6 separate regions of the Mus musculus genome follow, and all the other regions are linked to region 2. The links are chromatin loops, found by intact Hi-C in ENCODE. Cell type or tissue: left cerebral cortex. All regions are shown on one strand.

Region 1 (5,000 bases), 130 kb before region 2:
AAATCCTGGAATGGGCTCTCACAATAATACCACCTCTCTTGCAATCCCTATTCAACTGAAGCTGGAGAGGCCTTGCATAAGGGAAACCATCTTAGATAATCCAAGAAGAGACAGACAAGCCACTTGGCTCTGAATTTCTAATAGTCTGTTTTCTGTAAGATGGAAAATAAAAACCTTAAGAGTTGGGCTCTTGAGATGGCTCAGTGGATAAGGATACTTGCCACCAAGCCAGATAAACTGCATGTTGATTCCCAGAAGAGGAGAACCAACTCCCTCAAGTTGTGACTTACACACACACACACAGACACACACACACACACACACACACACACACACACAGAGAGAGAGAGAGAGAGAGAGAGAGAGAGAGAGAGAGAGAGAGAGAGAGAGAGAGAATGCAAAACAAGAAGAAGTAAGAAATTGAGAGAAAGGGGCTGGAGAGATGACTCAGCAGTTAAGAGGTCCTGAGTTCAATTTCCAGCAACCACAAAGTGGCTCCCGGCCATCTGTAATGAGGTCCAAAGCTCTCTTCTGTACATCTGAAAACAGCTACAGTGTACTCATATACACAAAATAAATAAATAACTCTTTTTTTTTAAAATTAAAGTGGACTAAATTATTTTTCCACAGTTGAACTAAGACACATTTTTTTCTTCATCTCTGATGTTTCCTTTCAGTAAATTATCATTAAATCCAAGGCGTCTTATTTTAAGTAAACTTTTCCTGAGTTGTGGAAGTTTTCCTGAAGTTGACATGTCTCTACTTGGGCATCTTTCTCACTCAGAGCACTGAAAGCACCCTGTTTGTTGAGAAAGAGTGCTTGGCATCTGTGGGGAGTTTTGTTCTGCTCTTGATCCACTGCCTGGCTCACATTGCTACGGGGGACTTTAACCAGGACTCCAACCCCAGGTTTCTGGAGTTGTTCTATAAGGTACTTATGACATATACTGAGATTTTCTTTCTCTGTGACTTGGTCATCATTCCCCAGAATAATAAATGCTGTATGCTTTGCAATATGTTGGCTCTATTAGAGACCCATCAGTGACCTTTGGTTCCCACTATCTGGGGAAAGGCTTTTCCTGGTCAGACTTCCTAGGATAGCATATGGCATCATGCATGTTTCAATTGAGATGTAGACTAGCTCTGAGAACAACACCATGGCTTTGTGACAACACTGTTGGTGCATAAAACTCACCGCAATTGTTAGGGAGACAGCAGGTAAAGATGGTCTCAAGCCCCATTTTCCTTTCAACCATTATTTGAAAGCTTTAATAACTATTACTCCCAAGTCACATTGATCTGTCTTTTCTCTTCCTTAACCAGGGGCTGAGAGTGTACTTCAAGGAGGCATTCACTACTACATTGCAAATGTCAGCAGTTCCCTGGGACAATAAGTTTGATAAAAACCTAAGTGCTATTCTGTTAAAAGAGCAGCCAGTCTCTGAAAGAGAAAGAGATCTCCTCTCTAAACTCATTGAGAAGAAACCTGAGCCTTGCTTGGCAAGAGAGTCATCAGAAGAGGTAACTAACTTTATCTTGTTAAAAAAAAACAACTCCTTCACAAAGAAAGAGGACTTGATACATGGCCCATTCAGTTATTTCCAACATTGGCTTGAGTTGCCACCCCTATTATCAAGAAATAAGCGGAAGTCTATTGTAACCTCATTATGACTCAGAGACTAAATGAAAGTGTAAAATTACCCCACACTTATCCAAATATAATGTGCTGTTTTCTATGCAAACTTGACTGTGGCCTTAATAATAAGCTATCATTAAGGACCTTTATGAAAATATTATCTCATAATCCTTTTAAGAATTAAAAAAAAAGATCCTGGAGATACAGGAGAGCTAAATAGAAGCTCCTAGAATCCATCTCCTCCTCCACAAAGAATCAAAGAAATAGATACATAGTTACCTTTTAAGGTGAGCACAACCTTGAAGCAACAGAGAGTCTGGGAACAGGAGAGGCTTGAGGCCAGGCATCTGCTACCCTGGCCCCACAGGATGGGGAGCCTCACCAACTCTTATCAGTGCTGATGTGGGCAACTGTAACTACTGGAGAGTGTCATGGCTCTCATAGACCAGCAGCCTACCCTGCACTATGCTACAGGGGGACTACACTGCGATCTAACTGCTTTGGTAATCTGAAATTTGCACAGTAGCCCCAATTTGGACACATTTGGCTTCTGTTGCTATATCAAGCACCATGGTCAAAGCAACCCAGGAAAGTTTGGCTTATATTGTATAGTCCTTTGTCAAGGAAAACTAAGGCAGGAGCCTAGAGAGTGCAAACAGAGCCCACAGGGAGATGCTTCTTATTGGTTTGCATTCAGACTCACCTTTCTCGTGCATCTCAGGCCTGCCTGCCCAGGGATGGCATGGCCCACAGTGGCCTGAGCACTCTTCTATCAGCTAGTGATCAAGAACATGTCTCACAGATGTGCTCACGGGCCCACTCTCACGCAAGCAATTCTCTTTTCTCGGGTGTGTCAAGCTGATAACCAAAATTAACCATAAGTCCATCCCTTGTCAACTTGGCACATAGATAAGACCCTGTGAACCATAACAGTTCCTTTCTTGCTTGCCCTCCATATCTCATACTCAAGTCATAAAGTACAGTGCAACTTTAAAAGGCCTCATAGTCTTTACATTTTTTTTCAATAATTTAAAAAGTCTCAGATCTCTTTAAAAACCAAAATCTCTTGACTGCAGGCTTCTGTAAAATCCAAAATAAATTACAGACTTTCTTATTTCAAGAGGAAAGAGCTGAAGCACAGATCACAGTGTTACAATGACAATCAGAGGGAAGCTGTGTGGTTTGGGGACACTGCACTGTAGGGGGCAGTGGTGTGACACGGGGAAATGGAGGTGTCCCCAATCCAGAACCATATCAGAGCACTCAGCATCTAAGGTCCAAGACATAACCAGCTACAAGTGAGCATGTGCCAGTGTAGACCTGAGAACAAGTATCTCCCACCCTTCCAGATCCTGCTACTGCTAAGCAGGGAAGCAATACTGTGGTTTACACTGATGGCCTCGCCATCTTAGCAAGAGTGTGAGAGGGGGTCTAAGTAGCCCTCTGGCGCTGCCTGGAAGAGTAGTGCAGAGCAGGTGAGCGCAGCTCTAATCACATCCTTGCCAGCAGCAAACACAGATCAAAAGGGGGGGGGGGGGGCAGGAAAACTTTCCCATAATCCCATTGCCAAGAACGCATTAATACCAGGCATCCAGCAGCAGCAGAAAGGAATACCATAGTTCCAGCTGCCACCCTACCTATAGATTTCCCACTGCTGCCCAACCCCTACATCTTGTCTGACTGTACACTGCTGTCAGGACAGAGTATGAACACAACAGAATGGTGCTGAGGCTCCCACCATTGTCTCTCTCCATGAGTGATGTGAGACAGCATCATCAATTGCTCCAAACACAAGGTGCTCCAGGCCCCTCACCACTACTTAGGCTGCAGTGCTAGACCGAGTCCTTCATAAGTAGTAGAGCTGGCAACAATAGTGCCTAAAGAGACTCCAATTATCCAATAGGAGCCACTACTCCCATTGTGGTAGTAACTAAACAGTGAACACCCCATATCCAGAGAGCAGACCACATCCACCGCTATCTATACCAGAGCTTCCTAGATCACCAGTATCCCCTCTTACAGAGCCCACCAAGATAGTAGGCAGGTCTCTTTGACTCTACCATAGTTTACACTATGTAACCTCATTAAGCATAGTTAAAGATACTACAGGAAGACTACACTGCAGATCTATTGCTTTGGACCCAGGGCTAGGCAACATATCATGGCAACAAAAGCATGTAGCTGAGCCTGCTCACTTCAAGGCACACAGGAGGGAGAACTGGAAAGGAGGGGGCTCAGGTGTACCTTTCAAGGCACATTTCCAAAGGCCCACTTTCCCCAGGTAACCTAGCATTTCACAATTCCAACAGCTCCCAACAATCCATTCACATTTTGAATCTACCACTGAGTTAAATTGTTGGTTTGACCAAAGCCTTATGGTACACTTATCTTTGGAGCTGCCCTCGTCGGCATACCCAAATGTGGTGCTTGGCTGATGATATCTTTGGCACCTCTCAATCCAATTGGGTTGGCCACGGAACTCTGTCATAGGCCAACTCCTATGGAAGAGTCCTCAGTTCCCTGTCCCTGTCCCTCAGCGGTGAGTACCCTTCTGCTCACTTTCTCTTCTTCCTTACATTTCCTCACTCGGCTCCCAGGGTATTAAGAATCCTCTGGTTTTCTCCTGTGCTTCTGGTTTTTCCTCCCTGTCTCTTTTCCGGTATTTTTTCTTCTCTCTGACCTCTCAGAATTAGAGGATCATAGTTCTGTCCTGTGGATATATTTGTTTCCTAACTCAATCAGATCAGATTGCTAAGTAATTGTATGCACCTACATGAGTATGAAGTCTCACTAAACAGGTCCAAGACCCAATTTTTCATCTTTCCAAATGTGATCCACCTAAAAGCATGTTCATCTTGGTAGATGGCAACTCCATTCTTCAGATTTTTCAGGCCAAGACCTTCGTTTTGTATTGTGTACCACACAGCCCACTCATTAGGAAAGTCCTGTTCTGCCTCCAGAACATACTCAGAACCTGACCACTGTTCAACGAATGGTCCTGCCACCGCTTAGTGCCACCACCATCTCTTGTCTGGATCTCTTGAATGTTTGGATGTCTCGATAGCAATTGGCCTCCCCAAGACCACCCTTGCCTCTCTCTTCAGTCTAGTCTCATCACAGAAGAGGGATCTTTTAATAGGAAAACCATATCTTCTCAAAATTGTCTTGTGACTTCCCATTTCATTTTAAATAAATGAGAGGAGCCAATGCCCCTTCTCACCTTCCCCTACCAGTCTGCCCACTTCATTTACCCACCTCCAAACATGCGGTGTACACGGCTTCTGAAGGGTCCCCTCTGTCTGTACTGTTCTTCCCACTATCACATTGCTTCTTGAACAGGAGTGACTTTTGCACACACACCCCA
Region 2 (5,000 bases):
ATGGCCTACATCACAAGTTTTTATCCATAAATACTTCAGTGTGTGTTTCTTAAGAATACTTCTTTCATAGCACAGTACAATGATTAGAATCAAGAAACCTAGCATTAAGGGCTGGAGAGATGGCTCAGATTTAAAAGGAGTACTGTTCCTGCAGAGGACCTGAGTTCAGTTCCCAGCACCCACATCAGATGCCTTAACACCACCTGTAACTCCAGCTATAGAGAGCTAATGCCCTTTGGGGGACACTATGGGCATCTGCACGCACACCTGCATGTAAATACCCACACATACACTTAGCTAAAAGTAAAAGAAATCTTTAAGGGGTTCAACATTGAAAGAATACTTATATCTGATATGCATCCAATTCTATTTTCAACTATTGCCCTGACAGTATTCCTTGGTGCCATGTTTTTCCAGGACCATGTGCTGCATTAGTGGCAAGTCTCTTAAGACCTTAAATCTAAAATTCTTCTGCAGTCTTTCTTTCACGACAATGGCAACTTTAAGCATGCTGGGTAATTAGGGGATAGATGTGTGCAGTTTACATTTTTCTGCTTTGTTTCTTCGTGACAGATTCAGAATATGTACTTTTAAAGTAATATCACTTCAGAGATATGTCCTGGGTACTTCAGATCAGAGGGCCCTGTGTGTTATTTTATTCCAATTGCTAACTAGGATCATTCTATCAGGAAATTGACTGTCAGATTTCTTCACTATAATTTGTTATCTTTTGTTAATCCTTCCCAATGATTTTTTTATTCCAAAGATATTTTGAGACTGTTTAAATACCCTATTCCCCAACCAAACTTTACCCAATGACTTTAACAACTATTGTTAATTCTTGTCTGAGCCAGTTATTACTATAACAGCCACAAAATGGTGATTTCATAATTTTTACATGCATCCTCTTCTCATTTATCCTGACTGGGAACATAGCTCAGTGATACAATACTTGCCTAGCATGGGTACCGTTCTGAGTTTGAGTTTCCTGAATGAGATGGGGAGGGCATAGACATTTAAGGGGGCTTATCACATATACAATATTTCTGAGAACCTGTCTAAAAAAAAAAGTAAAGTGACAAAATGAAGTATGAGCTCCTTCTAAGATTTTAATGTAGGCTGGGAATGGTGACACCTGCCTTTAATCTCAGCACTCAAGAGACTGCCTAGTCTACATGGCAAGTTACAGGCTATCTAGGGCTACATAGTGAGATGATGTTTCAAAAACAAAAAAAAAAACAACAGTCCCAAAACAATAAAACACTAGGGCCTAAGAGATGGCTCATTGGCTAAAGTTACCTACAGCAACCACCCCTAGGACTCACAGAGTGGAAGGTGAGAACCAACTCCCACATCCTGTCCTCTGACTTCTTACACAAAATAAAAAGTAATGTGTGTTATAGTGTATTTCCAAAATTGTTGGTTTTTGATACTTAGATTGGCTCAGATTTGGCACTGGTGGGCCCCTTCAAGCTGGCTTCTGACATATTCTTCCTGTTGTATACAAGGAATCCCCTGGTTTACTCATATTAGATCTTTCAAGAGCATCTTATACTTGCCCCCGCTGTCATTACTCCCAAACGAGTTGCGTTTCTTTTAATGGACAATGGGTACCCAGGAACCAAGGTCTGGACACACATAATATATTTCAAGATATTAAAATGTTGTGTTTACTTAGGTCACCATATGGAAGACTGGTGTGATGGGTTATAATTAGAACTCTAGCATTACCTGTGTGACGTTGGCAACTCCCTTCATTCTGGCAGCCTGCTGCGTCATCTGGAAACAAATCGGATTAGATACTTTTTAACCGTTTACAAGTTCCCAAAGCGTTTTAGGATAATACCGGGTCACCTCTCCACAGAGACATGCTCAACTAACATGCTCAACCTACATTTCAGAGGTTCCAGACTCCGAAGCCCATTAGCAATTCCAAATTCCGGGCTTAATCATCTCTGGGGTCTCTTTAGCGCTGACATTTTTTTTTTTTTTCTGCAAGTGACCGACTGCTGTGAGTAGGAATTTAGACGTCAAAAAGTGGAGAGACTTATTTAGTACTGACAAGGGAGCTAAAATGAACACAAAGAAAAGAGGCTGTGAGCAATGCATTGCTCAGCCACGGTGCTCCTCGGGCTCCAAATTTAGCGCTGCAGTCCGCTGAAGAAGAGGTTTTGGCGGGAAGGGCTGCCCCGGCGGAGAGCGCCCGCCAGGCGACCCTCCAGGAGACTGGCCCAGTGCATCCTCCGCACGGCCCACCAGGGCTCGCTCTTGCGCTTCTGCTGGAAGGCAGGAGGAGCGGGGCGGGGCGGACGGCGACCCCGCCCCCGGCCGCGACGCCCTCCTCAGCCTTCTCAGGCCTCGCCGCGGCCGGAAGCCTCGTGCCCGCCCGACCCGCGCACCGCCCCTCCCTCCCGCCCCCGACGTCGGCGCGGCTGCGGTAGCCATGGTGACCGGTGGAGGCCCGCCCCCGCCCCCTGCCCCGGCCCCCTGACGTCGGCTCACGTCAGCGCCGGCGCGCGCCTGGCTGGGCCCTGTGGGGCGGGAGGGAAGCAGCGCCGGAGCGAGAGCCGCGGCCGTCGCCCAGAGCCCAGGCGCGCCGCCCGACGCCCTCCTGCCCGCTCCGTGCCGCTTCTTGCCGGCCAGTTCGTTCGCGTTCCCGTCGCCGTGTCCTGCAGCGGGGGCCAAGCATGGTCATGGCGGATGGCCCGAGGCACTTGCAGCGCGGGCCAGTCCGGGTGGGGTTCTACGACATCGAGGGCACGCTGGGCAAGGGCAACTTTGCCGTGGTGAAGCTGGGGCGGCACCGGATCACCAAGACGGAGGTGCGGCCCCGGGGTTCGGCGGGAGCGTGGCGCGGTTGCGCCCCGGGCGGGGGACGGCGGGCCTGGCACTGCGGGGACCGCGGGGTGCAGGTCGAGTGTGTGTGGGGTGTCCCCGGGAAGCCACACAGGCTTCCGTCCCGACTCTCCCACCCGGGAACCTGGTCTGTGGCCTCGGCTCCTGAGCACAAGTTCCGCGTCTTCCCGGCTTTCGGCTGGGGGTGGGGTGGGAGGGGAAGTCTCTGTGCTCCGGGGCCGCGCGGGGACCAACGTCGCCGGCCGGAGAAAGGGGACCAGCAGCTCCCAGGCTCGGCGGACGCGGAGCGCGGCCCGGACCAAGCCCTCCTCTTCTGCCCGGCGAGGAGGGGGTGACGCGGACCGGACTGGTGCGGACGGGCCGCTGTCCATCTTCTCTGGGCCCGCAGGGTCTCTGAAACGGTTCTTTGGCTGGCTTGATCACTTGCAGGAGGTATAGCAAATACACCAGACAATAGAGCTGGTTAAAAATGGTCATCTCAGCTCTGCACCGTTCTCTGGGGTTGTCCCTTTACCAGGTGTGCATGCTGGCTGCGAGCACGCATTCCTTAAGCCACATCAGATGGACTGTACTCAGCTCTCGACAGCGTCCTGACATTGACTCTCCAGCATCCTCCCTCCGTGCACTGTACATATTTTCTCCCCAAGTCTGCGTTCTTACCTAGCCCACCCTCTTCCTTCCATTGCCTCAAGCTGCTCTCCTCGGGGTCTCTATTTTAAGACGTGCAAATTAAATACCTTGGAAAAAAAACGATCGAAACAAAACCATTTCTTAGTCTACAACCTAGTGGTTTTGACGTACTCTATTCTGCCTTGTGATTGCCACTTGAGTTTCACCGATTTTCAGTTTCTCTCCCCAGTTTTCATCCTTTTCGGGTTTTTTTCCTACTATGTTCTTAAGAACGTTCTAATCTTTGACTATAGGACCTCCACCCCCACCCCCTGCCCAGGATGACTTACGCTTATGTAAGGTAAAGGGCATTTAAAAGCCTTACTGTTTTCTTAGCAGTTGTACTTAAAAGTTTTGCTTCATGTCCATTTCCATAAAGAAGGAGGACATGTCTAACATGTCTTCACTTTTTGTTTTGCCTCACAAATCCCTGACACACCACTTAAATCTTTCTTCTTTAGGGCATCAGTACCAAGGTCAAAATTTTTCCTTTCACAAATTTACCAGTGTTATGAATCTAGATTGCTATAATGATAAGTATATTGACATTACCAAACTTTTGCATAGCTGAATTTGACCCCAGCATTTTTGTAATGATTAAAGTGTTTCGTTTTTATAAAGAGTTATGGCCAAATGTCATACCTTTACCTCGACGTTAAATTAAAAGGAAGTATCTTAAATGGGTGTATTTATGAGTCCTTTTCAATGACTGCCAAAAATAGCACATTACAGAGAGAGTCTGAACTTTTTGGTTACATTGTTGTGTGGTTGGATAACAAATCCATCCACACGATTTTTCTTATTAGCAATAGTTAGTGGTCAGTTGTTGTCAGATAGAGTTTAGTTAAAGTTGTATCTCAGAGCTGCTTCAGTGGCGCTGATGGCAATTTATACATTCTCTTCAGGGTGACAATTCTGATGGTGTCCCTTTCAAGCTGATATTTCTTAGGAAGCGAGCTAGGGGGCACTGTGGAGTAACATTGCCTATGACTGTCAGATCAGTTATATTTGTGATTGAAGACACCTGTCAGCTCACGAAAGCTCTTGCAGTTGCTAAAGGGGGTGTGTGTAGTATATATGTATAAAATTATTTTATGTTAAAAGCTAAACGTTTAGGTGATAGATTCCACCTCACTTGTGCTTTTCTGTTTTGACAGAACATAAGGCTGAGCATTTTGTGGTAATTTTGTGATTGTTGATACTAAGGCATAGAAATGGTCTAGTAGTTGCTATACTTAAAAGTCTTTGTAGGTGTTTTAGTTTGCAAAATGGTTTTCTGAAGTTTTATAAGAAAGTTACATGAAGACTTGCTTAGTAAAATCATGGACTCAGTTTCCAATAATGTTTCAGTGAGTTTTTTTCTTTAGGAAAAACTTTTTTATTTACTAAATATCTGTATCTTTGATAAATAGAACAGTCGTGCAAACTGTAAATAAAATAGTGAAATTTTCAACTGTTTTGCATTATTTTAGATT
Region 3 (5,000 bases), 160 kb after region 2:
ACAGTCAATGCTGTAACTATCTATTTAGGCATAATGACAAGGAAAGAAGTCTGTCCGTGGTCAGTAAACTCTCATTTGGATCTGTGGATATGAGACCTATGGATAAACAGATCTGTACCTTCATTTAGCAGGGTGACTCTGTAAACTGACTCCCATGTCCATGCTTAATTCATTACAACATAGCATTTTCCATGGTGGCTCTGGTGGTGGCTTACGCTTGTGTTACAGGAACACTGTCTCATCCTAAGGAATGCGAATATCTTCCCCTCAGTTTCATATCGATCTTTTCACCTTCTTTCCCTCTTTTCTCTTCATGGCAAGTCCCCCTCCCCACCTTCTCTAGACTGCAGTACTCCAACAGTGAGCAGAGGACTTAGCTGAGGGCACCCAGCGATGGGACGGTTTCAGGACTCAGGAGCGTGGCAGCTGTTCTTCTGCCCCTCATCCCCTGGGTGTCTAGAGTAAAACACCACTTGAATTCTTGGTAAGAAGAATAAAAGAACTGGCCTAGTTAGGTCAGGTTTGGGGTACTACCTATGACCACTGAGAGGACATTCTGGGAGCCAGGGACACTGTAGGGCTGCGATGCCATTTCTACCACAGCCAGCTGTATGGTGCAGGGCAAATTACTCTCTCTGAGTCTTGGTTTGTGTATCTATAGTCTGTCTGCTTTACTTTGTGTGGTTGTTCAGAAGATTACATTCATAGGATGCTCAGAGCAGGGTACGGCAGCGAGCACCTACAGAGCAGCACTCGGAGGGTAGAAATAGGAAGGTCAAGTTCCAGCCAGGGCACCGACTGCCTGTCCAGAGGTCCTGAGTTCAAGTCCCAGCAACCACATGGTGGCTCACTACCGTCTGTAATGGGATCCATGCCCTCTTCTGGTGAGTCTGAAGACAGCTGCAGTGTACTCATATACATAAAATAAATAATTCTTTTTTAAAAAAGAGTTCCAGCCAACCTTATCTTAAGGAAAAACAAGTCACTGCGTTCCCCTTTCACCTTAGCACTCACTCAGAAAGAATGGGCACACGAGGGTCTCTACAAGTTTGAAGCCAGTCAGTGATATTATACACACATACACATTCCCTCTCTGTCTCTCTCTAGATCTTATTCAAATATCATCCATTTTTCTGTATTTCAGATAATGCCCCCCCCCTTTTGTCACTAGACTCACTGCAGCTAAGCTTTTAGAATGTGAAACATAAAGACTGTTACATACATTTGGGGCTCCATCACTGTACTGCAGCCTCCCTGAGCTGGCCTCACCTATGGCATCCATACATGCCCAGCTATTCTCTGCTCAGTTCCACTGTGCCCACGGGGTAGAGCCTAGCTTTCCTTCCCCACTCTTATCTTAGAAGCGTCTTATCACAACTGATAGTAGGCCCAGTCAGCTTAAGCAGCGACCCTCAGCAACCTGCACTATTGTTCCCAACCAGAGATTTGACCTCACAAAAGCGAGACTTACTCTCACATGTTCCTGCTCTCCAGGGTGCTCTTGCCTGATGCCACCCTCCTGCCCCACCCCCGGGTGATGTTCCTTCTTACTTCCTTTTCAGAGCTGCTCGGGGAACTGTTAGGAGAGTCGCCAGTCATAAAAAAGGACCTGTGCCAAGCTCCCCTGCACATGCCTCTCATAACTTGGCAGAAATATAGCTGAGACTTGTAACCACAGACCAAAATGTATACTAATTTCTAGGACTTCAGGAAGTCTGCTCCTGCTCTGATCTGACTATGAGATTCGATTTAGCTGGGGTCCGCGTGCTCTAGGAAAGCCCCCAACAAAGGCTGAGGGTGCTGTCTGCAAACTCCAGGCTGGGGTTACTGAAGGGGATTAAAGTGGCTTACAAACAAAAGCGTACTGGCCTTGACTAGATCTTTCTTTTGCTCATCTACTCTTCCGGGCTCTCCATCCTAGCATCCCAAAGGAGGTGAAGGATAGCAGACTTCGAGCAGGTCCTGACGCACTGGCTGGGGAGGAGCCCAGCAGCCGAGCGCTGTCTACCATAGCTGACATCCCGAGTTGGATTCCAAGGGGAGGGACAAACGGAGGAATGGCCGAGGGGGATGGAGTCTATGAGTATCCGCTTCCCCATCCACAAGGAAAGAGGCAGTGGTCAGGGACTGCGAGGGCTCTGAACTGAGCTACAATCCCAGGCTTTACCATCAGCTAGTCTTCAGATGTTTTCCCACAAACTCAATCTAGAGGGGTCTAAAAAAAACCAATCAAACAAAAAACCCTTCCCCAAACCACACAGAAAACACCAGCCTCAATCCATACAGTCTCTCTGGGGTTAAGCTAAAACAAATATCAGGTGGCACACCTGAAGGAGCGGATCCTCATTCCGTATCTGGCACAGCTGACTCTATTCAAGTCCTGAATCTGCCTATACAGTCACCTGCACGTTTAAAATGTGACTACTACTTCCTTCTGCAAATGTTTGCTTTTTGCGTTGTGTGCTAGGCGTGAGGAGTTATCATCAAAAGTGTTCTAAGGCCTCTTACTGCACAAAGCTCACACCCTGCTAAGCACTGAGCTACTGTGCTGTAAACGACATGTCGGCACCAGAAGGCGAGAACTCAGGATATTCATATATCCTCCAGACTGCCCGTGCCAGTATCAGCAAGCCAACAGTGGTAGGGTTAGGAGTGTGTATGTGGAAAGGTTTGCTCTATGTCCATGCTTAAAAGTGGGCAGGTATCAGGTCATTGCCCCTTAAGAGACCTCCCTCTTCAAGAACACTGTCTTTTATTACCTACAAATACAATCAAGGACATAACAAATATAATTGAAACTAACAGAGAAGTAGCAACTTACAAGATTGCCTACCAACTAGGGAATCGAATCGGAGGTGTAGTGGGCAATTCATCTACACAGTAAACATCTGCATCTGTAGAAATGCACGAGGCAATATAAGGACACATCTCAAAGCACTCAGCTTGGATATTTCAACACATGCTGGGAATACAGCAACCACCAAATCAACTAAGTTCCTGGAGGAAAAGGAACTCTGCGATTTTAAGTGAAAGGGCGCCCTCTGCTGGACACAATTGAGTCTCCATGATGGCTACATAGACAGGACTGTGTAAGTAAGCCCTCAGAAGGATAAAACTGAAGCAAAGGTGTTGCCACACCTTTAATCTCGGTACCACATGCACACACAGAGACACTCATTGTTGAATACCAGTCATCACAAGCGTGACGTTGCAAATATAGAAGCCCAAGAAAATGGGACCAGGCAGGATCTGGAAAGTTTCTAAGATTCTCTTCTAAATGGCCTACTAAGGCACACTGTATCTCTCTGGAAAGAGAATGGAAACACCCTACAGGCTATTCCAGGGAAACTTAGAGGCACGCTGTTATAGACAAGAAAGAGGTGGCATGCAGAGTGGTACGTGGTGTCTTCTTGGTGGTTGAGTGGACACACTTCAGGTCACTCCTGGCAAAATGGGATTAACCTTTGCTCTCGAGACTGAGGGAGCTAGCAGCAGCTGCAAAAAGAATGTCTGCAACCTGTAGCAAGACAAGGAAGTGAGGTCTTCCCAGCTCCACAGGAAAGGTAACTGTGCCTGACAACCAAACAAAGCTGGCTCCAGGCTGAGCCTGAGAAGGGAAGACGCTCAGTCCCTGCACACATCTCACCCCAACGGTCTTGCTCACGCAGGGCCTTGCCTGAAGGAGAAAGCAGGGCCAAGCCCTGGGGTAGGTGGAGTCTGCCTACTCACACTTTCTTTTCCTATCTAATACATAAATCCATAGATGACCAAATGTTGTTGTTTTTTTTCTAGAAGTGTTAAGTGGAAAGAATGAACCTTACAGGAGACAAGCAGCATCCATTAGTATGTATCAGTGTCACATTAGTCAACTGTTGTCCAGAAAAAAAAAAAAAAAGGATCCCAGAGGGCATAGAAGACAGAGCAGGTAAGGCCTAGAGAAGGGAGAGGCCCAGATAAGGGCTAAAGACTAGGGGTTGCCAATTAGAAAAGAGCATTAGCACTCTGCCTTCCACATTAGCTGTGGTCTTCAGTGTGAGGCTTACCTGGGCTTTATCAAGGGCAGTGGTGCTGAATTCTGGGTTCACACTAGAAAAACCATCCAGAGCTTTCTAAGGATGATGGGGCCTGTGCTCACCCAGGCCACTAACTCTGACACGCCCGAGAGAGGACTGCGCAGTTCTGGCCAGCTATGGCTGCTTTACTGGTTATGTTTTCTCCAGGGCTGGGCACAAGGCTTCTAAAACAGTCGGTAAATAAATGGAGAGGCCCCACTCTTCTCATTTGGCAATGCAAATGACTGGCTGGTTAAATGACTGGCCGAAGGTTGAAGGTCAGGGGGCCAGTTGCTCCAGTTCTATAAATGTAGATGGGGCCCTTCTCACCGCAGGTGCTGTCTGGACCCGGTTAGGCAGGTCCCTGAGGAGCCCCACGGTGAGGAAATCTGCCTGAATCTTCTCCCTTCGGCTTGCTCTAAGGCCCATCAAAAAGTTACCTAGTTTATGCTTCTTACCTGCATGTAAGAAATTGCAAACAAAAGCAAAAGCAAACAAAAGTCCCTCCCCACTTTCCTTGATTTTAAAGATACTTCAAGATGCACTTAGATTTCAAGATAAAAAAATACCCACACACTCAAGTGAAATGGCCACTTACACCCAAGTTGCTCGTTTACACACACACTATTCAGGTTAGAAAGCTCCAACAGGAAATGTCCCGTGTCCTTGCACTCCCCCTCCACACCCTCACATCCCCTCTCTGAGTTTCCCTCCTTCCGTTGCTCACATGTGTCTGTTTAAGTTTGTTTGAATTTCAGGTCTAGGTGGAATTCCACAGCTGGGAGACCCAGGGCAGATCTCAGCTTTAAATATTATTTGCCACTTAATATCTGGCCTGAATGTGTGAATACAAACCCAGGTTGCGGTTGGACATCTTCTACAAAGGACAGGGGACAGGGAGGACCTAATGGCTCCCCACACCTACAGGACAGGTTTGCTAAGCCAGAC
Region 4 (5,000 bases), 50 kb before region 2:
CTTAAAATGAAATGTAATGTTTTCCTGGGATTCAGTTCTGACACTGAGAGTCTACACACACACACACACACACACACACACACACACACACACACACGAACGCACATGACTTAAAAGGCACATTCCACAACTCTCACAACAGACAGACATAAACCACAAGTCTGGAAGTCCTGAGACCACCTGCACTAATGTTCAACTGGCTACACATCGAGTGGTGCCTGCCAGTCCTGTTGTGTTCAGTAATTCACTAGAGCTCACAGAACTTAGAAATACAGTGTCTATGCACATTACTATCTAGAATATAAGCTGAGAGCAACCAAATAAAGTCACAGCCAGGGCAGAGTCTGGAAGGGTTTCAGATGAGTCCTTATGTATCATCTTCCAGTGAAATCAGGACTATCAACCTCCTTGTTATGATTTGACTATAAAATATCTTCTGAATGCTTCGGTATTGAATGTTTGGTCTCTAGGTAGCAGTGCTATATGGAAGATTCTGGAAATTTTAGGGGGTGGAGCCTTGCTGGGGGAAGTGGGCCACGGGAGCATGCCTTTGAGGCTTATGCACAGTGCCTAGCATGTTCCTTTTTCCCGGCTTCCTGTTCACCATGATGTGCACAGCCACCTCCTCTACAATCACTTACCTCCATGATGTTGTTGCCCACCTCATGGAGCCCATCCTGAAACAGTGAGCTGAAGTCCATCTCTCTTCTTTTAAGTTGTTCCTTTGAGTATTGTGCTCTCAGCTTTACAAAGGTAAATAATAAACTTCTCCTAGCACACCGTGCTACCCACCCAGGGAGTTCCATTAGGCTGTGGTGTTCGGAGGTTTCATTAGGTTTCATCACCTAAGCAAGAAGGAGATGATCACTGTCAGGTGGTATAGGGAGAGTCCTGGTACCACCCAGCTCAAAGCCTCACTCTATGATCAACTGATGGGTCTTCTTGGTGTAAAAGCACCCAGTCTAAGAAATCTCCTTACCATAAATTCTGTGCTGTTTAAGAGGTTTGTGAATAAAAATTCACTCTTACATGAATCTTATATTCAATCTTACATCTTAAAAAATTCAGAACCTTTCTACCAATGATCGGAGATGAAGGATAACCAAACTCTTTATTATCCAATAGATATAAATATGTAAAAATATCTTTAAAAGAGAATAAAGAGCTGTCCAAAATAAGTGGCATTTCTATAACTTAAGACGGGCATTTTAAGTGAATCCTCCATTTTCCGAGTGTGTCTGTTGTTTTTGCTTGTTTTGTTTTGTTTTGTTTTGTTTGATTGTTGTCAAGTTTCTCTGGATGGTCAGGAACCTTGGATCAGTGGAAAAAGAAGGGTTAGTCTCTAATCCTTGATTTCTCTCACAGCCTCTGAAGGGAACAACATCCAGTTCTGGTTCAGAGATTACAGAGTTAAGTGGGGAAAAAGAAGACCCCTTAAATGTTCTTCCCAGCACTTAGGGATTTAGCCGATGCCACTTGGCCTTAGTCAGATGTGCTGGGAAGGTCTGATAGTCTCCTCTATGTGATCTTTCTCTTCCCTGCAAATGATCCTGGGACTTTTGGCTTGATCTTTTTCATGCCTCTTGCCTCTCCAAGCCTGGGAATTTCTGTGGAAGCAAAGACATCTACACTGCCCCCACCAAGCCCTGTTTCACTAAGAAGTACATGGAAAAGGAGGATCTTTGAAAAAGAAATTATCAAAGATGATTTTACAATATATACAAGACTCTAAACTTTAAACTTGCTTACATTGCCACCTAGATTAATTGGTTAGATAGAAAATGCTCATTTGTTGAAACTAGGGACTCTGCTAACTAGACAACTGCATCTATCTCCTAGAATGTGCTGTTTAGAATATTCTAATGATTGTGCTTTTTAAAGCCTGATTTGAAAACATACATGCACACACACACACACACACACACACACAGAGAGAGAGAGAGAGAGAGAGAAAGAGAGAGAGAGAGAGAGAGAGAGAGAGAGAGAGAGAGAGAGAGAGAGAGATCACTGGGCTAATACATGATATTTTTCTTTTTCAGAGGCTGCTTTGAATCTTGCCTACATCCTAATTCCCAGTATTCCCCTTTTCCTCCTACTTGTGGTCACTTCAGCTGTATGTTGGGTTTGGATCTGTAGAAGGCAAGTAGAACTCTCATCATGCAAACCTTTGCTCCCTCTGCACTAGGATGTTGCCTGGCTGGCATCATTAAAGGCCATGACAACTCCAAGAGAAGGACCACTATAGAACTGAGAGTAAATTCTGGCAGGACACGAGGTCTGCATGCCAAACAAGCAGCATGCTTCTCTGAGCATCTGTGCTGAGTTGTGATTACGCTAGCAGTCCTACGTGCTTTCTCCTCTGTGTGTGTGGAAGATTTTTAAGCAAAGTGGAAGGTAAAACACTGTTATTCACTTCCTGTGCACCCACAGATCACCCAGTAAAGTGTTCTCCTAAATGTAGGTCCTCGTTCCAAAAATGTTTGTTGAGTAAGGAATGACTAATGGGCCACATGAAAACTGTGTGTTCCAAGGGATTCTGGGAAGCATCTGACACAAAGCCACTTTATTCAGAATGAATCAGCCAAATTCTTTTAAACTGACTTTTCTTTTAAATTATTTCAAAAGTGTATTGTTGCAAAGAAGCTAAACTAGGTAGCATAGGCAGCCTCTGTATGTAGTCTGGATGGCGTGCTGGTGTATTTTAAGTGCATGCAACTGTTCTCTGTTCACACTGTTGTTCCCTGTCATCAAGGCAGACACTAAAGGAGGAGAGCATTCTCACATTTACAGCAGAAAAATCAGAGTCCACCTGGAGTTGAACTCACTTTGATGAACATTGAGATACATTTGTAAAATTCCAATGCAGAACCTATTTCATTTAATAATCCCCTCAAACGTTTATTATGAGTATGAGCAGTGTGTGTGTGTGTATAGATAGATAGATAGATAGATAGATAGATAGATAGATAGATAGATAGATCTTATATAAACACTCAAAAGAATTGGCCATTACTATAATCATTTTTGTTGGTAATTCTCTTGAATTTAAAATAGAATTGAGTTAAACAATTACAGATACATTTTTCCGATGACTTATCTACAATTGGTTCTTGATTGCTACTTTTAAATGCATTTGCCCCTTTGCCAGGACAAGGGAACATTCTTTCTCTATCTGTCTCTGTCTGTCTCTCATGTGTCCGTTTGTCCTTCTTTCCTGCTTTTCTTTCTTCCATATTCATTTTTAAGTGGTCCTAGGAACTCAGGGCTTCACACATGCCAGACAAGTTGCATTTGGTTGGCTATATCCCCATATCCTTAAACAATACTTTTAAGTGTTACAAACAAAATGCATTGATAGAAGAAGGAAGCAGTTATACTATTACAGAATTTAGCAAAAATATTTCCCAAAACGAATTGTGTTTCTTTATTAGTGATTTTTAGTGGTGGGTATAATTATAATATTGAAGTAGCGGTAAGCATGAAATATTTCAAAGCAACTCTAATAACTGATATGGTATAGGAATGTGATTTCTGTTGGTGGTAGAGTCAATGACATTATTAATCCTACTCTTGTTTATTGTCTATACTTATGGTAGAATGTGACTAATTTTGTTTAGAGATGAGTTTTGTTTTATTGTTCAATTGGTTAAGGTTTGGTTTGGTTTGGTTAGGTTAGGTTTAGTCTAATTTTTTCCTACTGTTTTCTGGCCCCACATTTCCGAAGGAGTCCTAGAACTAAGACAGTGAATGGTAGGTGTAGGAAGACCAGAATAGAACAGTTTCCTGGGGTGTCTCCTACCTGACTCACAAAGCCTGTTGGTGTAGGTAGGTGAGAAACAGAGCAAGGTGACTTCCTGAGGTCACTTCATCCACTTCAATAGAACAGGGACATTCTCAGGACCCTGGTCTCAAATACTCAGCCTGGTTCTCTTCTTTTAGAAAACGAGAACAGACAGACCCTAGCACAAAGGAGCAGCACACCATTTGGCCCACTCCTCGCCAAGAAAACAGCCCCAACCTAGATGTTTACAATGTCATCAGAAAACAAAGTGAAGCTGATTTAGCTGAGCCCCGGCCAGACCTGAAGAACATCTCCTTCCGGGTGTGTTCTGGGGAAGCTATGCCTGATGACATGTCTTGTGACTATGAAAACATTGCTGTGAACCCTTCGGAAAGTGGGTTTGTGACTTTGGCAAGTATGGAGAGTGGATTTGTGACCAATGACATCTATGAATTCTCCCCGGACCGAATGGGGAGGAGCAAGGAGAGTGGATGGGTAGAAAATGAAATATATTACTAAGACACAGGAAAAACCTGGCAAGAATGCAAAAGGAGAAGCAAAGGCCTCCGATTTCTTACAAGGACAATATTCAGAAAGCTTATGAAAATGCCCAGCTCAGTCTTAGGGGCAAGCACAGCATCACAAGTCCCTACTGGGTCCCCAAGTTCTGGCTGTACTTCTTATCTGAGGGCCTCATCCTGCTGAGCCTTCTGAGAAGGCACTTTGCCCAGGGGCTGCTGCACAGCAGACTCAGTGATTGTCAGCCAGTGGCTTCTAACTGATATCTGAGGGCTGGTGCTTTCACTGCTCAGCATGAAGGGCTGACCAGGGAGCTTGGAAAGCCCACCTCTAGGTTCTGTTTTCCTTGCTCTATACAGCAGCACAGGCAATCACAAAAACACAAACTGTGGAATCCTCTCAAAGCCTCTGTATGGATGCCTCAGGCTGGCCTGCACATCAATAATTAATTCCCAAACCTGCACCCCCACCCCGCCCCTGAAAAATATCCAATAAAAAGCAGGAAGTAGAATGTTAGTCAGTCTGTGTCTACAGCCTTTCCTCTGCATGTGGCCTCAGGGGAACTCTTTTTTTTTTTTTTTTTTTTTTTTTTCATTCTCCCGACATCTAAACTTGGAAAAATCCAACTTGGAAATACTTTAGAAAGTAAAAATGAGCTCTGTGTTTGCTTCAGGGCTTCTTGTTCTCTGGGCTCAGACAG
Region 5 (5,000 bases), 140 kb before region 2:
AATCCCTGAGATAGACACAGAAGAGCACGCACGGTCCCTGTGCTAATAAGGGGGTTAGAAAGTCCAGAGAAAGAAGTATCTTATAAATCCAATCAACTACCAGCCAAAGCATTCAGGAGAGGCTGGGAAGATAGGTGAGTAGGTGAAGTGTTTACCTTGCAAGCATGAAGACCTGAACCTGATCCCCAGCACGCATGTAAAACTGAGCACAGCAGCACATGCCTGTAACCCCAGCTTTGAGGAGATGAAGATGAAGATACCCCTGGGGCTTGTTGGCCAGCACCCCTAGTCGAGTCAGCAAGCCCCAGGTCCCAGTTAGAGACCTTGCCTCACAAAACAAGTGGATGGCAACTGAGGAGCAACACGTGGCGTTGACTCTAGCCTCCACATGCATAGACAAAAAGATGCATTAACCTACACACACACACACACACACACACACACACACACAATGAATTGCATTTATACCGAAAAAGCACAGATTTTTTTCTCACCATTATTCTCTAAACAATACATCAGGGCAACTATTTACAAAGTATTTACATTGCATTGGGTAATATACATAAGTATAGATGATCTGAAATACATCACAGGGTGTGGGTGAGTTGTAAACAAATAACATGCCAGCTAATACCAAAGACTTGAGCATCTGTGGGTTTTGGTACCCACGGGAAGTCCTGGAACGAGTCCCTGTGGATATCAAGAGATGACAGCATTAGCAGCAATGTTTCAAAGACACAAAACACCAGTCTTTGGCTCTGGGGACCAAGTGGCTGTGGCTGGAGCCTCTGCCTCTGCAGCCAAAGATAAGGCTAGAACAGCTCATCTTTCTAGCTCTGCTGTGGCCAAAAAGACTAAGGAAGGCTTGTTTTCTAGGCAGCAGATGAGGATACTGAGCGAATGAGAGCTCCTGAGAAGACTTTAGTTTATAATACACAACAGCCTAAGGGCAGGGAAGGGTTAAAGAGGCAGCTACATCGAACAGGGCCTTTCATGGGGTAAAAGCAAAGGAGATGAGATACCCCCAAGCCAAGAGGGGAACTTCTCCAGAAAGGATACCGCTCAGCTTCCTCCTTCCTGCCTTTCCCCGCGGTGTGTGTGCCCTTAGATTCAGTGTAAGAGCCTCAGCTGGGCTCGGAAGGCTGCTCCACACCCCATCTTCAGGACTCACCAGCAAAGATATAATCTTGATGTCTACATGTCCCCAAGGACTGGTATGATATTAGTGAGGAGAGGCCAATCACCCCGAGACTGCGAGGTCCTCAGAGCTGAAGGGAGTCATGGTGAGTGACAATCTGGGATTAGATTCCAAGGGCCCCAAATCCAACTGGCAGGTTCTGCCATGCTTCAACTTCCTGGGTTACTCTTTGCTCAGTCTGCTGCCTAGAAGACATCATTCATCCACTTGTTTTCCCAGAGAGCATTTATTAAGCGGCTGCTGTATACAGATGTTGCTAGGCACTAGGAATACAGTGTAGAGTTGGAAAGAGACATCTGACCACAAATTTGTCAAGTAAAAAAGTAGTACAACCATGCGCAGAGAACTCAGATTAAGAAATGGGGCAGGCCACTGTTGACTGACACACAGATCCGGAACCAACGACCCTAGATTCTCGGGATTCCAAAAGAAATTAGGAAACAGGTTGGTGAAAGAAACCAATTTATTTTTAGGTTGGCCCAATCAGAGAAAGAATCTAATTTCTATCCACCAGGACAGTTTATAGACTATAAGACAGAGGCCAGAGATATGCAAATGTGGGTGTGAGATAGTCGACTGGGTCTTTTCTTGGAGAGAAGGCTAGTTGGACCCAGGCTGCCTCCATGTCTCTGCGTACTCAGTGCTTTCTTTACTGTCAGCATGGAGGGTGTGTTATATTCTTACAAGTTATGTTGTTCCACCACCGAGGGGCAAATTGCAGATCGTATTGTACATCCTGCTGAAGCTCCCCTTCCAACTGTTGCCACTCAAAGTTCAGTCAGAGAGCAGGGTTGGGTTTAAGTTGTGCCTCTAGAACTTCAGTATGCATAAGGCTTTGCAGCAGTGGGGAGGGAGGTCCATGGTCTTCTGACTCCACAAGGCAGGGGTCAGGCACAGCGTTCTGCATTCCGGTCAAGTTTCTCAGAAACACTTGTGGTCCATGCAAGCATCATGCCTTTAGGAGACAGACTGAATCTGCTGAGAACCTGGAAGAAGATACGTTGAAGGTGTGTCTAGATCTGCGTGTGGGGACGCTAATCATACGCCCATCCCTCGCACAGGTGGGACCTGGGAGGACCAGGTAGACCTAGAATGGTTTGACACAGAGGTCTTCTTTGGGATACTGCATCGGCAGTCTCTGACAGTGACGGCCAGTCTCAGCCAAATCAACAAGGAGGTAACTGGAAGGCCCAAAAGGTGCTTCTGTTCATGGCCAGCAGAGACAAGCAGGGCTGGAAGTGGATGCAATGGGGGAGGGGGGATGAATGGGACGTGGGATGGAGCCTAAAGAACTCCGGGGCAAAGGAAAGATAGAAAATTTCAGATTAATTAGGACTGATATTAAGAAACGTATAGACTAATTGACAAGGAAGGGAGGGAGGGAGGGAGGGAGGGAGGGAGGGAGGGAGGGAGGGAGGGAGGGAGGGAGGCAGGCAGGCAGGCAGGCAGGCAGGCAGGCAGGCAGGCAGGCAGGCAGGCAAAGCCAAATAGGCCTTAGATTCCTATCCCTGGTCTTCAGTGACAGACATTGGAAATAAGTCAATACATTAGAAGTCTAAGTATCCAAACTGGCCAGGAGCTGGAGATATATCTCAGTGACAGCATCCGCCTGGCGTGTTGTATGCATGAGGTTTGATCCCCAGCATTGACTTGAGGGGAGAACTTTATTCTTGCCAGTTTTATCCATTTCTTCCAAGTGTCCTCAGAAGCCGGTTCTCTGCCATCTCTCCAGATATTGGCAGTAGAGGGCGCTCTAAGCTTACAGTAAAAAGCTGGTGGCTCTTGGGTGGTAGTCAAGACTGACTAATTCCTCTCTCTCAGCTCAAAGTCCTCTACCGCAAACTTCTGAATGAAGCTGGTTCTCTCCGGCAGCTGTGGGGTGCTCAGCGTGGCACCTCAGCTTCCACTAACCAGATTCTAATCCAGAGAAAGCAACAAGAGGTTGGACTTTGAATTTGCACCTTCCCACCCAGCCTCTGTGCCCTCTCACAGTCCCCAAGCCCTGTCCCCTCCCCACCCCGTCCCTCCTCCCTGCCCCCGCCCCCCGTCCCCACCCCACCAGCCCTGGTGCTTGGAGCCCTACAGGTAAAAGGGGCAATGTGTCTTTGACCCAGGCCGCTAAGGCAGTTGCCATGGCTGCAGAGGAAGAGTCTAGGCAGAGGCGAAGCCTGGTGGGCGAGTATGCAGCAAGCCTTGCTCACCAACTGGAGCTCCTTCACCAAGACCTCTGTGCCAGGCAGGACCAGTGGGCCTCTTTCTACTCAGCGTTGATGGAAGCTCGGTGGCTGCTGAAGGCATCTGCAAGCTCTAGCCCAGAGACGTCCCCACAGCCTGGGCAAAGCCCTGGAGAGTATGTACCTGGTTAGCCTGAATCAGAGGGTGGAATGCAAACCAGGGAAAGAGAGTATGGATGGCTTCACAGAGTTCCAGCAGTAGCGACGTTAAGTGTCCTTTTTCCATCTCTCATTGTCTCTGCACTCTGACCGGCATGCCATATGTGTCTCTGCAGGGTGGATTCTCGGCTGGACACTCTGCTGGGCCGCTTGTCCCAGGCCATGCTGCAAGAAGGTCACCGCTTGAAGGCTTGGGGTTTCCTGGACACTGGAACAGGGGCGGAGCTGCTACAGGCAGGTAAGCACTGATGGCCTCATCAAGGACCTATGGGAACTTAGTCCGTATGTTGAAACTAAATCCCTGCATTCAGGACGTTAGGCACCTCAAAGACCTAAGTCCTTCCCCTAAAACACCTGCAGAGGCAGAAGTGGAAGGGGAAGGACGCGAGGAACCCTGGGAACAGGAGGGAGTTCCTGTTCAATGGCCCCACACAAAAGATGAGGGGAGCTCAGAAACAGGGAGGATGAGGAAGGAAGGCATCACAAATGACAGATTTGCAAACCATATGACACTTCTTGAAAATAAAAGCCTAGCAGATAAATGTGAACAGTCAGGTTTGGAAAATGCTGGGTTTGCCTTGAAAAGATATCCGTTAAAGGCAGAGCAAGTTCTAGAAGTTCTCAGCCCCACCTCAGTACCCACAAAACTTTCCCCCAAAGGACCTTTACCTAGCCTGTAATCTGAGGATACTGGACATTGCAATGGTGATGCTCTGTGCTCAACTCAAAAAAAAAAAAAATTAAAAAGTCTCTATCCTGGGGAGCACTACCCTGGGGAGCACCATTCTTGGGAGCATCATCCTTGGGAGGTTGGGATAAAGTTCCTGCTAACTTCTTCCTGTCTCCAGCCAAGACTCCTAGCCTCCCCAGTCACCTCGGGAGAGGCCCAGCAGGCAGCCTTTGCTTTCCTGCAGCCCCAGCAGGTCCTCAAGAGGGTACTGATGACATCATTGTGAATCCTGTCACCAAGTTGATGGTCCCTGGACCCAACTGTACGATGATACTCCCAGCAAGTGGCCACATAGGGCCCGTACCCCCTGGCTACTTTATCCACCCTGACACTGGGCATGTGCTGCCTGAGGCTGGACACCTGGGATATGATCTGCTGAGCTCAGGGCTGATCCCCATTGCTGACTCTAATGCTGGTAGGACCCTGGCCCACTTCCCAGCCCTAACTTTATTTTGGGCTTCAGAGATAGGGCGATGCTCCCTGGGGACCTCAAGAATGAATGCACACACAGCATGGCTCTGTCCTTGATCAGAGCAAAGCAGTAAACACCTGCTCCTTCACCTCACCCATGACTTCTGCTGGATTCGGGTGGCGCACGCCTTTACTCCAGCAGTGGGGAGGCAGAAGCAGGTGGATCTCTTGTGAGTTTGAGGCCAGCCTGGTCTACAGAGTGAGTTTA
Region 6 (5,000 bases), 140 kb before region 2:
GCCTATATATAATCAGCATTCTAGAAATTTCCCTCTGGCACCTGTGCAAAGCATGAATGGAACAGAGCCAGGCCAGAGCAGGAAGCCCTGTCAGGAGGTTGCCGCGGTAACTCAGCAATTGGCAGATTTCCATCAAAATAAAAGTGATTTAGTGTCTTAGCATACATTCTAAGCCCAGTTACAGCTTCAGACACAAAGATGGATATGTATTGAACGCTTTTGTGATAGAAACCAGGAAAATTAAATTTGAGTCCCAACACCACCATCTCTTAGATCTGTATGAAGGAGCCAGATAGGGGCTGGAGTTGGTAGCTATTCTCAGCCATCCTGACCATCCTCCCCTTGCTTTCCCAAGAGAAATGTTGGGGCAGACGCTCGGGGACCCTACAGAGGCTAGATGTCAGATGGGAGGAGAGACTGGGGAGCTGAAAAGAGCTATGGGGTTGTTTTCCCATCTCCAACCAAGTCAACTGCTCCACCAAGTGTCAGGGCATACTGAGGAGCCCTGCAGGTCATGGGGCCTGCAGATGTTTGGCCTCAACAGTCTGACATTGCAGCAGAGCCTCATGGAGCAGGAGCTAAGGGCCCGCCGGCAGTACTGGCAGCTCCAGGAGCAGGAAGAACAGTGCCTGGCAGAACACTTGTGGCACCTGAGCCAGGAGCTCCGTTTCCACCCAGGCCATGAAGCCAGGCTGGAGGTAAGGCCTAAGGTACCATCCCACTGTCCCCACTCCTTCAGAAACCATACAAGTCCTTTTAATGTCCACAGCCCTTGTTTCCCTACTGGCCACAAGAAAGGAATCCATCTCAGGGCAGAAAGTCGCTATCTCAGTTATCTTTTCTATTGCTGTGACAAAACACCATGATTAAGGTGACTTATAAAATAAAATGCTTACTTGGGCTTATGGTTTCAGAGGGTTAGAGTCCATGGTGGCAGAGCAAAGGCATGGGGGAAGGAAAAGAAGAGAGCTCACAATTTGATCTGCAAGTTGGAGGCACAGAGAGCACACTGGGAATGGCATGGGTCTTTTGAAACCTCAAAGCCACATGACACACCCCTTAATCCTTCCCAAACAGTTCTGCCAAGTGGGGACCAAATATTCCAATATATGGGTCAATGAGGTGTTATTCTCATAAACCACCATAGTCCCCAAACTCACCAGGTTCTAGATCTCAGTTATCCCTAAGTCTCTCAGCTGTGTGGAGGTAGAAGGGAGGCTGGCATGAAGTGGGCCGGCTTAGAGCCCTACGTTCTCATCAGGGCTCAGCCCTTGGTACTTTCTGTCCAATGTAGCTGAGGGCTGCTGAGGAGGCTTGTACAGCCCTAGAGGCCTGCTGCCTTCAGGAGACAGAACGACGAGCTAGAGCCCTGAGCATGCTCAGCAGCCCAGAACGGCACTTGCTTTCTCAAGGTGGGTAACAAGCCCTACTAGTAGTGCTTTTATGCACCACTGCCAGGGAGCACAAGAATTCCCTCCACCACATGAATGTGCACATCCCTCCCAGGTCCCCACTAGGCCTTGGCTCACACCTGGCAGGTTCCCTGGCTCAAATCAAAACTGCTGTCTTTTCTTCCTCCTCCCATGCTGGTAGCTGTTGCCATGTGGCCTCTCTCTTTGCCCTTTGCAGCAGACAGAAAGGAGTGGGAAGAAGAGTCTCACGTGGTGCTGGGCATGCGGAAGGTCCTTCACATGTTAGGGCAGGCCTCAGAAAAACTCAGGAAAGAGTCCCTCAGGTTACAAGGCCAGGAGAAGGAGGTGTGCTTACAGCAGAGTCAGGATCAGAGCCCGCAAGTCTGCAGTCATCAGAGGAAGGTAAGGCCTGAGGCTGGCAAGAGGGTCCCATGGGATAAGGACACTCTACACCATTGTAAGGTCCTTCAGGGACATTTAATTTTCAGGGACTGGTGGGGCCAAAGAACGCTGGATAGATGAAGAAGAGCAAGCAGAAAGAGTGAAAAAGGACCATTTAAATGTAGCATTATGTTTCCTCTGTTCTAGGTAGTACAGCATCTCTCTGATGGGTTTCAGGAGGTGGTGAGGGACAGACAGAACTTCCTGGGCAGGGCTCTTGGTCAACTTCAGTACCAGCGGGAGCTCAGCCGTCTCCAGCTCTTGCATATCCAGGTACTGGTCCTCGAGACATGGCCAAAGAGTTCTGAGTTTCTATCTTTGATGGGAACTGTGGATTTATGAAGTTGGGGGATCTAAGCATGAAATTCAGCTCTTGCTTTCACCCTAGCTTAAGGTCTCGGGAACTCCTGTGTGTTTGGAGAATTACCCTGGAGAGAGATTCTATGGAACAGTCACCGCTTCTCTTGGGAAGCAGGCTGCTGACTGCCCCCTGTTGGTCCCTTTCCTGAAAGGCATCACTGCAATGCTCATAGAGGATCGAGGTTGTCATCTAGAGCTGGAAGATCAGAGGCCAGGAGCAGGTCAGGCCAGTCACTTGCCCACCTTCCTTTTCTTCTGACAGCCCAGACTATGCTCAGATACTCGTAATACCGTAATTAGGGCTTCAGGAACCACGCAGCAGGCCACAATATATTGCTTAGAAAAGATACAGAGAAACATGATATATAAGTTATCTATTACTGCTATAGTTTGTTAATAACTACTCCATCATATCAAAGCTTTAAAAAAAAATCTCCTTTTAACTTCTGAGTCAGAATCTGGATAAGGTTTACCGGGTGACTCTGGCTCAGGGTCTCATGCAGGCTGCAGTGTAGGTACTGGCCAGGGTGACAACATCTCAAGGCTTGACCTAGGCAAGATTCACCTCCACACTCACCCTTGAGGTTGCTGGCAGATCTTCCCCAGGTCAAAGCTATTAACCACAGAGTCTTGGTAGTGCAAAGCTCTGCTTGCAGCTGCTTCCCTCTGAGCGAATAAAGCCAGTAAGTGAAAGCCAGCAAGATGGGGGGCTTTTATAGATTCTTGTGCATTCATCCCAAAAGTGACATTCCATCACTTGCCCTATTTTATTCAGTTGAAATGAGTCACTAGACCCAGCCCACACTCAATTGGGGGGGGGGGGATCACACCAGAGTTAACACATGTTGAGAGAGATCACTGGGGCCATCTTAAAAGCTGCCTGTCATACATAATGCCATATTTGGCAGAGAGAAGGGTTACAGGAGAGGAGGGAGAGAGGGAGGAAGAGAAGCTAGCTAGCTGTACTGGGGATTAACCTAGGAGCTTGCACATGTTAGACAAGTACCCTACCACTGAAGTACATCTCCAGCGTGCTCCCCTGCCCCCCACCCCATCTTTTATTTGAAGACAAGGTTTTACTAAATTGCACAGACTGTGGCCTTAAACTCACTCTGCAGCCCAGGCAGGCTTTGCACTTGTGATCCTCCGGTCTCTGCCTCCCCAAGCAGCTGAGAGTACAGGCCTGAACAACCAAGCCTGGCTCTTGGGATCTTCGTTTGCTTTGCCTACATTGCTATGTTCTCATTCGCTCATATTCAGATGCAGACAAAGTTGACCATACCGAGATGCCACCATTACTCTCCATCATGAAGAAAATAGATACCTGGCCCCAAGACCCCAGGGAAATGGCTGAACTACAAGGACGAATGCACCTCAGACCAGGTAAGCTCCTTTCCCTCAAAGATTATTATAATGTACTCTAGGTAATGATAGCACAAACTCCAAGCCTCATAACAGAGAATCTGAGGAATATGAATGCCGCCTCGCCAGTCACCCTCACCTCCCTGCCTCCACCCTACTCTGACCCCCAAGGGATTTTTCAAAGTGCTGTTGAGCTATAACTAGTCATTTCTTAGAGGACAGTTCCTAAAGGTAGTCTACCTTCCAATCCAACACTGAGTATCAACCTTGGTATGCAACCGACATAGTAAATTGGACTTTATGAGAAATGTAATAAGACACGAGGATTAAAAACAGGAGAACAAAAGAAAAGAGTATTTTTCCCCAGAAAAGGGGCACCCAGATCACTTCGCCAATGAGGGGTATTTTACAATGCCATGTACTGTTCTAAACCTATGGTAACTCATTTATAACCTGGAAAAATAGGTGTTTTTTTAATAGTCACATTATAGGTAAGAAAACTGAAGCTTCTGTATTGTCGTGTTTGCCCCAGAAAACCTAACTCTGATTCTACTGCTCATTTCTTATATAACTGAGAGAACCAATACTCAGAAGCATGTGACTCTCTCAGGGCCATACACAGCCTGCACATGGACAAGGTCCTCCTACAGCTAGCTCTGCTCTCCTCATTCCATGGCGCTGCCCCAGTCCTCTTGGGAATAAGACAAGTGTCTAAAGTCCCTTTTAGACATATACCCACTTAGAGCAATTATGTAAAAACCCATTAGAGAGAGAGTTTTATAGATGAGCAAAAATCTGAATACATCCAACATTACTAAGTGTTTTCTGTCTGCCAGACACAATTCTGAGTATGGCACATCTAGTGATCCAAGCATTAAAATAGAGAAAACGACTGCCAACTTCCCCATGCCTCCCTCTAGGTCTTCTGTTCCTATTGACTGGGGCACATTCTTCCCTGTGGATGGGCACAGGCTTCACTGGAGGATACACAGATGGACAGATGGACGGATGGATGAAGTGAACATTTTTCTAAGTTGAATTGTCATGTTTTGTTGTTGTTGACGTATCATTACCATATGAAGGAAAACAATGACATTATTACCGCTTTGTGTTGATATCTGCAGGACCAAGAAACTCTCTGAAGAATCTCCTGAAGGCTGAGACAATGCAGGAAGAGCTGGAAACTATGCAACCCTCAAAGCTTTCTGCCTGGGAATTTGTGGTTTACCAGTATGGCCTCTCTGTCCTACACCTCCTTGTTCCCCATCTTCAGGTAGGTCTGTTTCTAGAAATCTCCCCAGAAGCCATGGAGGTCAAGGTGGCCAGGAGGAGGCTCAGCAACGAATTCTCTCCAGGAAGAAACTCCTGCAGCAAAAACCACCTCCTTAAGGCAGCTCATGGGAGTTATGTCAGCAACCTAAAATT

What was found. A loop is a pair of places that touch in the nucleus more often than their neighbours do. Peaks named below come from ENCODE experiments on the same cell type or tissue, not always from the same donor. Only the 100,000 strongest peaks of a DNase experiment are listed, where the experiment ranks them.
Region 1: a loop joins it to region 2, with 2.7 times the contacts of the local background. A loop is called at or near these places in 6 of 42 quality-filtered maps.
Region 3: a loop joins it to region 2, with 7 times the contacts of the local background. A loop is called at or near these places in 37 of 42 quality-filtered maps.
Region 4: a loop joins it to region 2, with 7 times the contacts of the local background. A loop is called at or near these places in 5 of 42 quality-filtered maps.
Region 5: it touches region 2 in a loop (3-fold over the local background); 11 of 42 quality-filtered maps call a loop at or near these places.
Region 6: it touches region 2 in a loop (2.5-fold over the local background); 14 of 42 quality-filtered maps call a loop at or near these places.

The regions. Positions count from the first base shown.
Region 1 is chr9:51,135,085-51,140,084 of GRCm38, reverse strand. Gm32742 reads left to right here. Exons shown (of 31, transcript XM_017313740.1): 29 at 785-931; 30 at 1,324-1,521. Among named protein-coding and RNA genes, the nearest start is that of Btg4, 22 kb to the right of the region's middle. In left cerebral cortex, a CTCF peak has its summit at 2,832 (motif pointing right); a DNase peak (open chromatin) is centred at 2,850.
Region 2 is chr9:51,006,563-51,011,562 of GRCm38, reverse strand. It overlaps Sik2 (salt inducible kinase 2), which reads left to right and starts at 2,490. Exons shown (of 16, transcript NM_178710.3): 1 at 2,490-2,822. The coding sequence starts at 2,688. In left cerebral cortex, CTCF peaks have their summits at 2,229 and 4,486; DNase peaks (open chromatin) are centred at 2,303, 2,416, 3,268, 4,473 and 1 more place; H3K4me3 peaks cover 2,526 bases; H3K27ac peaks cover 1,705 bases.
Region 3 is chr9:50,847,477-50,852,476 of GRCm38, reverse strand. No RefSeq gene overlaps it. Among named protein-coding and RNA genes, the nearest start is that of Ppp2r1b, 6.9 kb to the left of the region's middle. In left cerebral cortex, CTCF peaks have their summits at 885 (motif pointing left) and 3,048 (motif pointing left); DNase peaks (open chromatin) are centred at 1,583, 1,944, 2,549 and 3,035.
Region 4 is chr9:51,056,596-51,061,595 of GRCm38, reverse strand. Layn (layilin) reads left to right here. Exons shown (of 8, transcript NM_001033534.1): 7 at 2,040-2,139; 8 at 3,940-4,816. The coding sequence ends at 4,300. It overlaps Gm32681 (a long non-coding RNA gene), which reads right to left. Exons shown (of 3, transcript XR_870735.2): 2 at 642-845. Among named protein-coding and RNA genes, the nearest start is that of Gm32681, 13 kb to the right of the region's middle. In left cerebral cortex, no CTCF peak of the experiment used is centred here; a DNase peak (open chromatin) is centred at 2,407.
Region 5 is chr9:51,150,542-51,155,541 of GRCm38, reverse strand. Gm32742 reads left to right here. Exons shown (of 31, transcript XM_017313740.1): 11 at 1,109-1,283; 12 at 2,260-2,375; 13 at 3,020-3,139; 14 at 3,313-3,548; 15 at 3,708-3,829; 16 at 4,506-4,736. Among named protein-coding and RNA genes, the nearest start is that of Gm32742, 16 kb to the left of the region's middle. In left cerebral cortex, a CTCF peak has its summit at 2,941 (motif pointing right); a DNase peak (open chromatin) is centred at 2,947.
Region 6 is chr9:51,141,767-51,146,766 of GRCm38, reverse strand. Gm32742 reads left to right here. Exons shown (of 31, transcript XM_017313740.1): 21 at 558-698; 22 at 1,295-1,412; 23 at 1,630-1,814; 24 at 2,001-2,126; 25 at 2,242-2,434; 26 at 3,474-3,596; 27 at 4,700-4,848. Among named protein-coding and RNA genes, the nearest start is that of Gm32742, 25 kb to the left of the region's middle. In left cerebral cortex, a CTCF peak has its summit at 2,352 (motif pointing left); a DNase peak (open chromatin) is centred at 64.